Regions from separate parts of the Homo sapiens genome. Here region 1 is linked to region 2. Evidence: chromatin contacts called from ENCODE Hi-C or POLR2A ChIA-PET data. All regions are on one chromosome and are shown on one strand. Each heading gives the region's core, a stretch centred on a gene start or an enhancer-like site at or near the end of the contact. The rest is flanking DNA. Distances are from core to core; before and after follow the strand shown. Region 1 holds the start of BRMS1L (BRMS1 like transcriptional repressor). Region 2 holds the start of PSMA6 (proteasome 20S subunit alpha 6).

Region 1 (6,842 bases), core at 4,044-6,543, 530 kb after region 2:
CTATGGGATTATCTACCAAGAATTATGATAGGCATGTTATTGGAGAGAATGACACTGAGCCAGGAGCTAAATTCTTCAAAACGTGAGAGGGAGTGACCCTGGGTTATATAGATGACACCCACATATATACTGTGTGGTATATCCTGATGACAAACTGGCAGATTTTAGGGAAGAGGGAAGCAGGAGCCTCTGGATGGAAGAAGGAGAACGAGGAGCATACCTACTCCATGACAAGGCTCAGGAGGAGGAGGAGGGTACAAAGGAAGCAAGGTCCTAAGGGAGAGCCATATTTCCTTTAGAACAAGAATGTTGAGGGAACAGTTCAGGGAAGAGAATGAAGATATAGGAGATTTTGATGATGACTAGCTATGAGTTTCAGAGCTCTACAAATATGTAAATATGAATGGATTAATAAAAAGTGAGACTTAAAATATATCTAATGTTTATATAGGCCCTATGCAAAATGTAAAGTGCTACATAAATGTAAGGCATCCTGGACCTCCCAACTGCATAATAATAATATAATAATAATAATCATTATTACCCTTTTAACTGCCTTGATTAAGGAAACTTCATTCTGCTTCCATGACTTTATTTTGTATTTTCTAAATCAACAAAATTATTTTTTAGCCTTATTAACTTTTCCCTATTATGGTTCTTCTCACATTCCCTACGCATCTTTTCTAAAATCTGTTTGAGAGGAGGTGAGAGAAACTCTTGCCTTAGGCAAAATACTCTCATGCAACTCTAATTGCATAATCTCCTATTATTCTGTCTGCCTTAAAATTAAACTTAATGATGACAGGAATTTTAGAGCTGGAAGAGAATTTAAAGTTAACACACTGCAAACTTCTTATTTTACAACGGATCAGAGATTATGTGGTTTGCCAAATTTTATCAGTTGGTTACTAGGAGAACAAGGCTAGAACCCATGCCTCCTCCTTTCCACCTTTCCTGTTTTTCCTGGAACAGCAGAAACAGAAAGCAACCACTAGAGGCGCACTGTATGCCAGTGGTTGCACACAGATTTTTATGTCAGACTACCCAAGTTCAAATCTTAGATCTGTTACGTAGTAGCTATGTGACTTTGGCCAAGTACTCTAACTGCTCTGTGCCTCGGTTTTTTCATCTATAAAATGGAGGGCATAATAGTATCGACTTCATAGGATTGTTATGAGGATTCAGTGAATTAATGTACTTAAAGCACATAACACACTTGGCACATTGAGTGACCAGAAATCTAATTGTTACGATTTAGCACACACTCTGATAGCTGCTGATATTTAGAGGCCAGGGATTTTACCCACAGCTGTTTTTGTTTGATCTGAAGTTTAAAGAACACAAACAAAACAAAACAAAAAACATCACTTGAGATAATGTTTATAGTTCTAGATATTTCACATAGAGATCCAAATTTCCGGTTTCTCTTTGAAATCAGAAGGTCTGACATCGGTAGGCCAAAATTCTCAGGTAGTAACAATTGGCTGGGGCCAAATGCAGCTGCCCCCTTTAATCCGTACCACTCATGTAAAGCTTACATCTTTTAACTTGACCTGCCTGACTACTGCATGCCTTTGCACTTGCATTTCAGCTTAAGACAACCTCTGCTCTCAAGGAACTCATAATCCAATAGGTGAGACGCATTTGCTAAACAGTTTACAATATATTGTCATAGGAACAAGTATAAACTTGCAAATTTCAAAATACAGCAGTCAACTGAAGGAACAGGAGTGCCCTGAATGGTAGAGGTGCTGACGGTGATATGTGTTGTCTAAAAAGTGGCTTTGAAAAAGAAAAGGAGAGGAACAGGGTTGTAAAGGAAATAGAATGTGCAAAGACACTGAAATGGGAAACAGCTTGTGTGTTTAGAAACTGTAAGGAGTTCAATTTTGGACAATACTGTAAAATGAGAAAGGGAGAAGTAGGCTGACACTAAATATAATACACATCCCTTATTTTGTATTTTACTCTGTAAGAGATAGGTAGCACTTAAAAGGTTTTCTGTCATTAAATTACAAATCTAGGTTGGGTACAGTGGCTCACATCTGGGAATCTCAGTGCTTTTGGGAGGCTTAGGTGGACAGATTGCTTGAGACTAGAGTTCGAGACCAGCCTGGGCTAGACCCTGTCACTAAAAAAAAACGAAAATATTAGCTGGGCATGGTGGCATGTGCCTGTGGTCTCAGGTGTTTGGAAGGCTGAGGCGAGATGATCGCTTGTGCCCAGAAGTTTGAGGTTGCTATTGCACTCCAGCTTGGGCGATAGAACGAGATCTTGTCTCTAAATAGATAGATAATTAAATAAAATTGCAAATTTAACTGCATATTTTTGGACCTTGTCTTTGAGAATGCAATGCTATACAATCCACAATATTCTATGAACTTTTTTTTTTTTCTCTTTGAGACAGGAGACAGGGTCTCACTCTGTCACCCAGGCTGGAGTGCAGTGGTGCAATGTCGGCTCACTGCAATCTTGACCTCTCAAGTTCAAGCAATTCTCTCACCTCAGCCTCTGGAGATTGGGTTTCACCATATTGGCCAGGCTGGTCTTGAACTCCTGACCTCAAGTGATCCACTCGCCTCGGCCTCCTAAAGTGTGGGGACTACAGGCGTTAGCCACCCTGCCGGCCTGTACTATCTTTCAATAGCAAATTGCCACTTCAAGAAGAAGAAACCCTGTCGTTATAAGGGGTAAAATATAGTTTTAAGATTGGTCTGCAAATGAAGTTTCCTTATCCGTAAAATGGGAATAACAATGGCACCTAACTCAGGGCTATTAAATTGAGAATTAAACTCACTAAACCCATGTAAAGGGCTTACCAAGATACCTGATACAGAGGATAAATGGTCACTTAATGAGTTATGATACCTATTGAGGCTTCCTTGTCTATGTACCCTTTATTTATTTATTTATTTATTTATTTATTTTTATTGATCATTCTTGGGTGTTTCTCGCAGAGGGGGATTTGGCAGGGTCATAGGACAATAGTGGAGGGAAGGTCAGCAGATAAACAAGTGAACAAAGGTCTCTGGTTTTCCTAGGCAGAGGACCCTGCGGCCTTCCGCAGTGTTTGTGTCCCTGGGTACCTGAGATTAGGGAGTGGTGATGACTCTTAACGAGCATGCTGCCTTCAAGCATCTGTTTAACAAAGCACATCTTGCACCGACCTTAATCCATTTAACCCTGAGTGGACACAGCACATGTTTCAGAGAGCACAGGGTTGGGGGTAAGGTCACAGATCAACAGGATCCCAAGGCAGAAGAAGTTTTCTTAGTACAGAACAAAATGACAAGTCTCCCATGTCTACTTCTTTCTACACAGACACGGCAACCATCCGATTTCTCAATCTTTTCCCCACCTTTCCCGCCTTTCTATTCCACAAAGCCGCCATTGTCATCCTGGCCCGTTCTCAATGAGCTGTTGGGCACACCTCCCAGACGGGGTGGTGGCCGGGCAGAGGGGCTCCTCACTTCCCAGTAGGGGCGGCCGGGCAGAGGCGCCCCTCACCTCCCGGGCGGGGCGGCTGGCCGGGCAGGGGGCTGACCCCCAACCTCCCTCCCAGAAGGGGCGGCTGGCCGGGCGGGGCGCTGACCCCCCCACCTCCCTCCCGGAAGGGGCGGCTGGCCGGGCGGGGCGCTGACCCCCCCACCTCCCTCCCGTCCGGGAGGCTGGCCTGGCGGGGGCTGACCCCCACCTCCCTCCCGGACGGGGTGGCTGCCGGGCGGAGACGCTCTTCACTTCCCAGACGGGGTGGCTGCCGGACGGAGGGGCTCCTCACTTCTCAGACGGGGCGGCTGCCGGGCGGAGGGGCTCCTCACTTCTCAGACGGGGCGGTTGCCGGGCAGAGGGTCTCCTCACTTCTCAGACGGGGTGGCCGGGCAGAGACGCTCCTCACCTCCCAGACGGGGTCGCGGCTGGGCAGAGGCGCTCCTCACATCCCAGACGGGGCGGCGGGGCAGAGGTGCTCCCCACATCCCAGACGATGGGCTGCCAGGCAGAGACGCTCCTCACTTCCTAGATGGGATGGCGGCCGGGCAGAGACGCTCCTCACTTTCCAGACTGGGCAGCCAGGTAGAGGGGCTCCTCACATCCCAGACGATGGGCGGCCAGGCAGAGACGCTCCTCACTTCCCAGACGGGGTGGCGGCCGGGCAGAGGCTGCAATCTCGGCTCTTTGGGAGGCCAAGGCAGGCGGCTGGGAGGTGGTTGTAGCGAGCCGAGATCACGCCACTGCACTCCAGCCTGGGCACCATTGAGCACTGAGTGAACGAGACTCCGTCTGCAATCCCGGCACCTCGGGAGGTCGGGGCTGGCGGATCATTCGCGGTTAGGAGCTGGAGACCAGCCCGGCCAACACAGCGAAACCGTCTCCACCAAAAAAATACGAAAACCAGTCAGGCGTGGCGGCACGCGCCTGCAATCGCAGGCACTCGGCAGGCTGAGGCAGGAGAATCAGGCAGGGAGGTTGCAGTGAGCCGAGATGGCAGCAGTACAGTCCAGCTTCGGCTCGGCATCAGTGGGAGACCGTGGAAAGAGAGGGAGAGGGAGACCGTGGAGAGGGCGAGGGCGAGGGCGAGGGCGAGGGAGAGGGAGAGGGAGCTATGTACCCTTTTTTTGAGAAAGTACATCTGGTTAAGTATGTATTTTTCATTGAAAACTAAAGTTAAATCAGGACTGATGGCATTTTCCGACTGCATTTGGTAAAAAATAAATGCCAAAAATATTAGATTGAAAATGCCAAGATAAAACTTCCTTACCTTCTGTATTGTAAAAGTTTCAAGAATAATTTAAAGATTTTTGCACAACACAGAAAGTGCAAGTTATCGTCTATAGTTAATAATTAAATAAAACAGTTTATTAATGGTAGGTAATAAAGGTGCTTAGTAAAACAGATGGTTCTCCAGTTCCCCAGGCTCAATGAGCAGGCAAAGATCCTTTTAGGCAAAAGACATTTTCACATCTAACAGTAACATCTCTGATGGTCAGGCAGGTCAAACAATCACTTGGCGGGAAATAGATAAATACAGACTAAATTCGCACAATCTGTTTCTGTTTAGTTTATAAACTGCGATCCAGAGTGTCAGCTTTCGTGCCTTGTGGGACTTGAAGTCCAGAAGGAAGAAGTGATCAGGGCTGCCGAGGGATGGAAGCGTGCAGCCCCTGCAGGTCTGAGACCTACGAACTACAACTCCCGGCAAGCATCGGAAGGCCGCGTCGTAATTGCGGGCAACCAATCGTACCAGAGCAGGGCAAGCCCCCGCCCTCTGGCTCGGTGGAAGGCCTCCGCCAATGGCAGAGCTCCCATCGCAGAGCCTGCGGGTTAGGTTGTGAGGCCCGGGCCGGGGGCGGGGAGGAGCCAAGGGGGCGAGCAAGCTCGGTGGCTGGGTGGGTTGGGGCGTTCCGCGCGCCCTTCATTGAAGCGGCGGTGGCCGGGCTGGGCGCCGGTAGTGGAAAGCGACGGCGCGGCTGGAAAATGCCAGTCCATTCCCGAGGGGATAAGAAGGAGACCAACCATCACGATGAGATGGAGGTGGACTACGCCGAAAATGAGGGGAGCAGCTCCGAGGACGAGGACACTGAGAGCTCGTCGGTCTCCGAGGATGGAGATAGCTCAGGTGCGCGACCCACTGCTGGGACCCTGAGTCCCCGCGCCCAGCGCGCGACAGGCCGCTCTCCGCACGCCAGGCGGCTGCGTCCTGCTGGGAAAGCGGGGCGGGGACAGAGGGAAGGGGCGGAGACTGGCTCTGGGCCCTGGGCTGCACCCTGACCGGTCGCTGGGCGCTGTCTGGCTCCTGATGGGTCCCGGCGGCGGGGCGGGGCGGGCCTGGGCTTGTCCAGCTCCCAAACGCGGCGTGGTCCTGCCCCCGGTGGTGCTCTGGAGCGACCAGCCCAGGCGGACAACTTCCCGCAGCAGACAAACTGGAAATGCCTCCTCTCCCCAGCCCACCGACCTCTTTCCCTATTTTCACCTTTGCAACCCTCACTTCTCAGCGCAAGTGAGTTGCCGGGACAGAGGGTCGGCTTAGTAATTAACCTCAGTTTGCAAGTCAACTTGCCGGTCAGCACTTTTACATCAGTGTCTTTTCGGGGGCTAACTTGAGAGCGGTCCCGTTCAGTAGCTCCCTGAAGTTTGCAAGACTGAGAGGAAGGGACCAACATTCGGGCTCATTTTGGATCTTCATATGCTTATAAATTGGCTGAGTTTTGGCAGCGTTGAAAATTCTCCAAGTCTTTTCTTCCCTTCAGTTTTTTCTAACTTTGGGCTGTTTTAAATTATTTTGGGTGGGGGAGGAGGGCAGATTAACACTACAAATAAATTTTGCAAACTTTTAGGAATGGTTATTCTAAAGTGAAATGGAATTTGTGATTACCGGGATTATTTTCTTTCGATTCAAATGATGGAGATGAGACTGACTTCTTTGTCTTGGCCTGATTTTGGTCATGTAAAGGAAGCATTGATGATAGGTTGATGACAGCCTAGTATCACCCAGATGCCCTCTTTTCATGTTTCCCTTGCAAAGCAAATCTCCATGGAAGGATATAATTTCAATCAGTAAATCAGCCATCCAAAAATATTTATGAGTGACTTCTTTGTGCAGCACTGGACAGTACTCAATATGAGGGATAAATAGTTATTATCTGGGCTCACTTAAAAAGCTATCATAAGTCACCACTTGATTAAATTGCCAAATGAATGCTTAACTAAATGTTGCTGTAGGAATTCAGAGGCAGAGGAAATCGTTTCAATATTGGGTGGTCACAAAGCCTAGCTGAAGAAGGTGGGATTACCTTAATTATCTTGAAGAATGAGTAGAATTTGGTTTGGGGTGGTGGGTATCCCTG
Region 2 (7,244 bases), core at 3,333-5,832:
GCAGTATTGGTACCCAGACATTTCTGAAAGCTCCCTGACCCAGGGGAAAGTCCACCTGAGTGAGTAGTTTAGCTGCTGCCCGGAGCCCGTTGGCACATATTCACGAAGTCGGCTTCCAGGGGATTTCCCTTTGAATGGAATTGGCAAACGTTTTGTCTTTCTGAAAGATTTCCCAGAGGAATTCATTTAGCTATGTGGAAAAATCTCAAATTCTAATATAAAATCTCTGACCTTTTAGGGTTTTGAAATTTGGATCTCTCATTTACTGACAAATCTTTTTGAATAAAGAAAAACAATTAACATAATAGAAAACCTAAACAGTGAGAATGCATATTCAACAAATGATTGGAGTGCTTACCTCAGGCTAGGCACTGTTTGGTATTGAGGATACACTGGTGAACAAAACAGATGTGGCTAGTTGGGCATGGTGGCTCACGCCTGTAATCCCAGCATTTTGGGAGGCCGAGGTAGGCGGATCACTTGAGGCCAGGAGTTTGAGACCAAACTGGCCAACATGGCAAAACCCTGTCTCTACTAAAAATGCAAAAATTAGCCAGGCGTGGTAGTGCACACCTGTAATTCCAGCTCCTTGGGAGGCTGAGGCACAAGAATCACTTGAACCCAGGAGACGGAAGTTGCAATGAGCCGAGATCGTGCCACTGCACTCCAGCCTAGGCGACAGAGCGAGGCTCCATCTCAAAAAATAAGCCAAAAACAACAACAACAACAACAAAAACAGATGTGGCCACCACCCTCAAGGAGCCTGATTTTTAATCCTAGCTTTCAATTTATGTTTGTGTTGAAAATGAGGTTGATTCCTTCCAGGAAGTATCCTTTAGAGTATTAAAATATATACACCATCCAAAATCCTATGCCCAGCTTAAATACCATACCACAAGAGGGGATGAAGATTTGTTTGAATGTGTGAAATAATTCTCATAGACTGCAGGGTGCGTAATATGTGTGATTTGAAATATCCCATCACAGGCCAGGCATGCTGGCTCACACCTGTAATCTCAGCACTTTGGGAGGGCAAGGCAGGAGGACTGCTTAAGCCAAGCTTGTCCAACCCATGACCTGCAGGCTGCATGTGGCCCAGGATGGCTTTCAGTGTGGCCCAACACAAATTTGTAAACATTCTTAAAACATTATGAGATTTTTTTGCAATTTTTTTTTTAGCCCATCACTTATCATTAGTGTTAGTGTAGTTTATGTGTGGCTCAAGACAATTCTTCTTCCAATGTGGCCAGGGAAGCCAAAAGATTGGACACTCCTGGCTTGAGCCTAGGAGTTTGATACCAACTAGTAACTGTCACAAATGAATTTAAATTCAGGTTTAAATAAAAAAGGATGAACTAACTCCCACACCATTAGGGATTCATTCATTCAACTAATATTTATTGAGCACTTAATATATGCTGGTTATTGTTCAAGTTGTCTGAGCTGTATCAGTGAACAAAACAAAAATCCTTGCCATCACAGAGGTTAAATTGTGGGTGGGCATGAGGGACAATAAACAGTGAACAAATTTATGATTTTTTTTTTTTTGAGACAAGGTCTCACTCTGTTGCCCAGACTGGAGTGCAGTGGCATGATCTCAGCTCACTGCAACCCCCACCTCCCAGGCTCAAGCGATTCTCCTGCCTCAACCTCTCCCGAGTAGCTGGGATTACAGGTGCACACCATTACTGCATGGCTTTTTTTGTTGTTGTTGTATTTTAATAGAGATGAGGTTTCACCATGTTCGCCAGGGTGGTCTTTAACTCCTGACCTCAAATGATCCACCCACCTCAGCCTCCCAAAGTGCTGGGATTACAGGTGTTGCACCACGCCCAGCCTAAATTTATGAATTATATAACAGAAAGAAAAAAGATACTCAGGAGGCTAAGGCCAAAGGATCCCTTGAGGCCAGGAGTTTGAGGCTGGCCTGGGCAATACAGTGAAACCTAGTCTCTAAAAAAAATTTTTTTTAAACTAGCCAGGACTGTTGGTGTGCAGCTGCAGTCCCAGCTCCTTGGGAGGCTGAGGCCAGAGGATCACTTGAGCGCAGGAGTTCAAGGCTGCAGTGATCATGCCACTGCACTCCAGTCTGGGTGACAGAGCAATACCGCATTTCAAAAAAAAAAAAAAAAAAAAAGGCAGAATAGCAGAGCAGGAACAAATGAAGGCAGAGGGGGAGAAGTATTAAGAAATTAAGACTGCTACAAAGTTTTGGCTCTGAAGACTTGGAAAATGTGGTACAAGGGGCAGGAATTCGCTTGAGAGGGAATAGATGAGATAAGGAGTTCTCTTTCAAACGTGGGGTTTTGAGGTGCCATATGTCTCAATGTGAAAAATATCCCATTGGCAATTAGAGAAGATCCAGTTCCAGAGAAGGGTCCAGCTAGAGACCTAAATTCAGGAGACATCAGTATAGAGCCAGCTGTTGAGGCTGTGAGACTAAGTTCATCCTCCTAGCAGCCTTACCGAGAACTCTGACTATGCAGGCAAACAGTAGGAATTACAGTATACCAGGCTCTTTCAGAGTCTGAGAAGACAAAAGTCTTCAAAAGGTCAAGAGGAGTTGGTCCTGAGAGTAGGGACCTGAACCAGAAGCAAGGGAAAACTTTTATCAGTCCACTTGGGAACTAGCCAGTGCTGGAAAGTACCCTTTGTGCCAGAGATGCTGTATGCATTTACCGTTTTCTTAACCATGTTTCAGTTTGGGATTTTTTAGATTAATAAAATAGAAATTAATTTTTAAAAACACTTGAGAAATTGGAATTCCCTTATGAAGGTCTTAGAACATTTTTTCTTTAAAATAGAAAGTTAGTTTAGGAAATACATTAAAGGAGTAAGAATCCCTACTTCAGTATTACAGCAGGCATTACAGTGCCACAAACATTAGTGTATCTTGCCTTCCTTGTACACAAACCATCTTTATCTGGGGAGAAAAACAACTATCCTAACATTATGTTTTGCATTTTGTATTCATTAAATGGGAGTGTGCCTTGGGGAAAGTCAAAATAGGCACAAATTTGCGATTTGAAAAGCCACCTGCTCTTCTCCCGGAGCTACCTCGCCAGCTTGGAATTACTCTCATTAATCCATGCAACACTAGCTGCTCTAAGCCCCATCCCCTCAGCTCTAGTTCATTATTAATCAAGGGTGCTTAACCTCATTCCCCATTACTCGTATTTCAACCTCAGTTCCACATTTTTTTTTTTTTATTTAGATAGATCTTCCTCTGTCGCCCAGGCTGGAGTGCAGTGGCGTGATCATAGCTCACTGCAACCTGGATCTCCTGGGCTCAAGCCATCCTCCCACCTTAGCCCCCCGAGTAGCTGGGACTACTGGCGCGCGCCACCACGCACAGCTAATTTTATTTTTTGTAGAGACGGGGCCTTCCTATGTTGGCCAGGCTGGAGTTAGGCTTTCTTTCTTTTTTTTTTTTTTTGAGACGGAGTCTCGCTCTGTCGCCCAGGCTGGAGTGCAGTGGCATGATCTCGGCTCACTGCAAGCTCCGCCTCTCCGGTTCACGCCGTTCTCCTGCCTCAGCCTCCCAAGTATATGGGACTACAGGCGCCCGCCACCACGCCTGGCTAATTTTTTTTGTATTTTTTAGTAGAGACGGGGTTTCACCGTGTTAGCCAGGATGGTCTCAATCTCCTGACCTCGTGATCCGCCCGCCTTGGTCTCCCAAAGTGCTGGGATTACAGGCGTGAGCCACCGCGCCCGGCCTCCGCTTTCAAGACTAAAAATTGCCTGGGCACTGTGGCTCAAGCCTGTAATCCCAGCACTCTGGGAGGCCGAGGAAGGTGGATCACTTGGGCTCAGGAGTTCGAGAGCTGCCTGACCAACATGGCGAAACCCCGCCTCTACTAAAAATACAAAATTAGCCGGTCCTGGTGGCACACGCCTATAATCCCAGCTACTCGGGAGGATGAGGCAGGAGAATCGCTTGAACTCAGGAGGGGGAGGTTGCAGTCAGCCGAGATCGCGCCATTGCACTCCAGCCTGGGCAACAAGGGCGAAACTCTGTCTCAAAAAAAAAAAAAAAAAAAAAAAAGACTAAAAATTGTCGGGGCTGCTGGCCAAAAGAAGATCTTGCCTGGCTGTCAGAAAATAATGTTCTTTCCAGCGGCTGCTTGAACCCGCTTCCTTCAGTGCCTAAATTTAACGGCTGCAGCTGCAGCTGCAACCTGTTTCCCCCGTAATAGGAATGAAAGTGGAGGATAAAAGAGGTTAGGAAGAAGGCAAGCCAGCAGTCTGACCAGACACAGGATGCATGTAAGAGACTTGTTAATTACACGTTCTATTTAGGTCACACTGATAGGCAAATCGCTATTCTGGGCCCCCAGGAAGCCTTTTCGTCCTTGCTATAGTCAATTCATTCTCCAGATGAAAGCCTGAAAGCGCCACGACCCAAGTTTCACGTCTATCCACTCAAGAGGCCTGCTTGGCGCAGGCGCATACCTTCAAAGGCCTCCCGCCCTCACTCCACCACCCCCTTAGGGGGCGGGGCCTCAGAGCTCAGTGCTCGAACTGGCTCCAGAGCCGTGAGTTCGGCATGCAAGAGCGGAAGAAACGCGGCTGGTACCCCGGAAGCAGTCGCTGCAACTTCCGGGAGGTGCTTGTGTGCCTGGTGCGGGAGCTACGGGGCCCAGGGATTGTGTTTAAAGTAGTGCTTCTACCAACATGTCCCGTGGTTCCAGCGCCGGTTTTGACCGCCACATTACCATTTTTTCACCCGAGGGTCGGCTCTACCAAGTAGGTGAGTGAACCAGGTTCGCCTGTGGGCCACCTGAATTGCCCTGTCATGGTACGTGCCTGGAGCGAGCAGACGCGGCCCGGGTTTAGTCTGGGGCCGAAGCTGGGCTGGAGCTGGGAAGGGAGAACGGCTGAAGCTGGATTGAGCTCTGTGGTGTTTGCACCCCCGTCTGGACGCAGGGATCGGGGGCCTGAAGGCCTGTCTCTGCAGGGCGAGCGGCCACACTGCGTAGACCCAATGGAGAGTTAAGGAAGATAGGGCTGTAATGCCTGACTCCGGCTTCGTGAGGCCCCTTCAGTTATTGTATTCTGTCCTGGCCAGGCACAAGGTCTGTTTCTAAAGGGTAATTGATTCCTTAACGTCTCAACTAAAATGCCTCCTCTCCGTTTTCCTTTGTTTGCAGCATGGACTTCTGTGGTTAATTCCACACAGGCACTCGAAGCCTGCTATATACCAGACACTGCTAGTCCTAGGAGATACAAATGTGAATGTTACACCCTCTTCTATACTGAAGCTCACAGCTTAGAGTGACAGATACGTTAAACAAACGGATAAAAAAAATTAAAAGTGCCAATTTACAAATATCTACAGAGTTCAAGACATCTTTGGGAATCTGATAGAATGAGTGACTCAATTCTAGAGCTGCTCTTGAGATTGGCATCCCCTTTTTACCCACATCTGTTTGAATGCTCCTGTAATTTAAATGCCGATTCTGAGTTGTAGATGAGGTACTGTGTACTAGTTTACTGAAGAACACCTGTAGTGGAAAGAAACTATCAGTTACTCGGAATAGTAATGTATTGCGCTGAAACGGTGTCAAGGTTTAGGTTATGATTATAAGCCAGACCCTTGATCTCTTACCATAGAGAATTTAGTGTCAGGAGGGCTTGATTTACATCTGGTCCGTGATGGTTTTATTTTTGAATGAGTTTAGTGGCTCCGTGTCTTGCACAGTAATATAATCATCTGTGCTTGGAATCATAAGGAGAGAGTTGGTCTGTAAATGAGGTTCTCTTCACCTGTAAATTTTAGAAATAGAGTTAAAGATAACTTGGAATGAAACTGCTCAGTGTATTACTGCATAGTGTATATAATGTAGCAAGAAACATCTTGTTGGATAATTCAGTAGCCCTTTTAATTTATCCCCAATTGAAAAACATGATTAAAGATAGAACAAAGAGATAACTGTATCCTCAAAGAATTTTCATTTATTGTATTAAATTCCTGAGTTTTAAATAATTTTCGTATATTAGACTACTGCTTTCAGCGTTCCATTCGTGATTTTTAATATGTGAACAGGAAAAGTCACTCTGAGACCTTTACTTTGTTTCTATATACTGTATTGTGAAGTCCAGCCATAAAGCATAATCGTTAATGCTTCCCAGATTTGGTGAGTGGAAAGGCTGAACACAGTGTCATTGTGATGGTTTTAAAAGATTTGGAAGAGAACATCTATCTGAAAACAAGTTCATTATCTAGACAGAATGATTTTTTATTTATTTTTATTTTTTTGAGACAGAGCTTCACTCTTGTTGCCTAGGCTGGAGTGCAATGGCGCGATCTCGGCTCCCCGCAATCTCCGCCTCCCGGGTTCAAGCAATTCTGCCTCAGCCTCCCAAGTACTGGGATTACAGGCATGCGCCACCACGCCTGGCTAATTTTGTATTTTTAGTAGAGACGAGGTTTCTCCATGTTGATCTCGAACTCCCAACCTCAGGTGATCCACCCACCTCGGCCTCCCAAAGTGCTGGGATTACAGGCGTGAGCACCGGGCCTAGCACCAGCCTAGACAGAATGATTTTAATCTCTGTGAATAACACACTCCCTCTGCTATTCAGGGCATTAATTAGACATTGTTAGGAAAATGAAAGTGAAAGAGTAGTATGAGCAAGCAGTATAGTGAAGAGTTCAGGCCCTGGAGTCATACATGGATTCAAATCTCTGCCCTGCTCCATACTACCTGATCTGGGCACTTGCCAGGTATGTAACCTTAGCCTTAGTTTCTCTTTCCAAAGTTGGGCTCATAATAATTCTTCCTTAAATGGTGGTTTTGAGAATTAAATAAGGCAATGTATGTAGAGTGCTTAACGTGTGCCTGCCACATAGTAAATGCTCAGTGAATGTTATTAGATGCTTGTTTGATTCTTTGGCCCCCCCTTTTTTTTTTGGTCTATTAGATTAGTAGCTCTGTATGGAATATTTCCCTTTTTATGGGTCCTTCCATGCTTAGTTCTCCAGTAAAATATATACATAATCATAATATTCTAAATACTGTCTGTTTGTAAACTTTAGAATCCTCCAAAGACAAAGCATGGAAGGATTATAGGATGCAAGTTGTTAACATTGACAGTAGGAAAATAATATTTTAAAAATGGGATGATGATGAGGGGAGATTAATGGAAGGTAACTATGCTCTTTATCTTCCATACTTGGGACTCAAAAGATAAATGTCGTCTAAAGTTGATATATCAAAAAATAGAGGTAGACATTTAAA

What was found. A loop is a pair of places that touch in the nucleus more often than their neighbours do. ChIA-PET counts read pairs that join two places held with the same protein, here RNA polymerase II (POLR2A). Pooled maps may share reads with other maps.
Region 1: a loop to region 2 is called in a map of CD8-positive, alpha-beta T cell, with 27 times the contacts of the local background. The contact joins the promoter of BRMS1L here to the promoter of PSMA6 in region 2. A Hi-C loop is called at or near these places in 8 of 168 maps with a recorded cell type or tissue (B cell, CD4-positive, alpha-beta T cell, CD4-positive, alpha-beta memory T cell and 3 more), 9 of 37 single-sample maps with no recorded cell type and 17 of 50 pooled maps. POLR2A ChIA-PET finds 5 or more read pairs at or near these places in 12 of 52 experiments (B cell, BJ, Caco-2 and 7 more).

What each region holds. Positions count from the first base shown.
Region 1 is chr14:35,821,045-35,827,886 of GRCh38, forward strand. It overlaps BRMS1L (BRMS1 like transcriptional repressor), which reads left to right and starts at 5,294. Exons shown (of 10, transcript NM_032352.4): 1 at 5,294-5,614. The coding sequence starts at 5,473. RefSeq lists silencers at 5,335-5,434, 5,685-5,854.
Region 2 is chr14:35,287,800-35,295,043 of GRCh38, forward strand. It overlaps PSMA6 (proteasome 20S subunit alpha 6), which reads left to right and starts at 4,583. Exons shown (of 7, transcript NM_002791.3): 1 at 4,583-4,753. The coding sequence starts at 4,678. The region is part of intron 9 of PRORP-PSMA6 (PRORP-PSMA6 readthrough); the gene reads left to right. RefSeq lists enhancers at 4,284-4,870, 4,587-4,666, 4,787-4,906, 4,987-5,046, 6,500-6,679.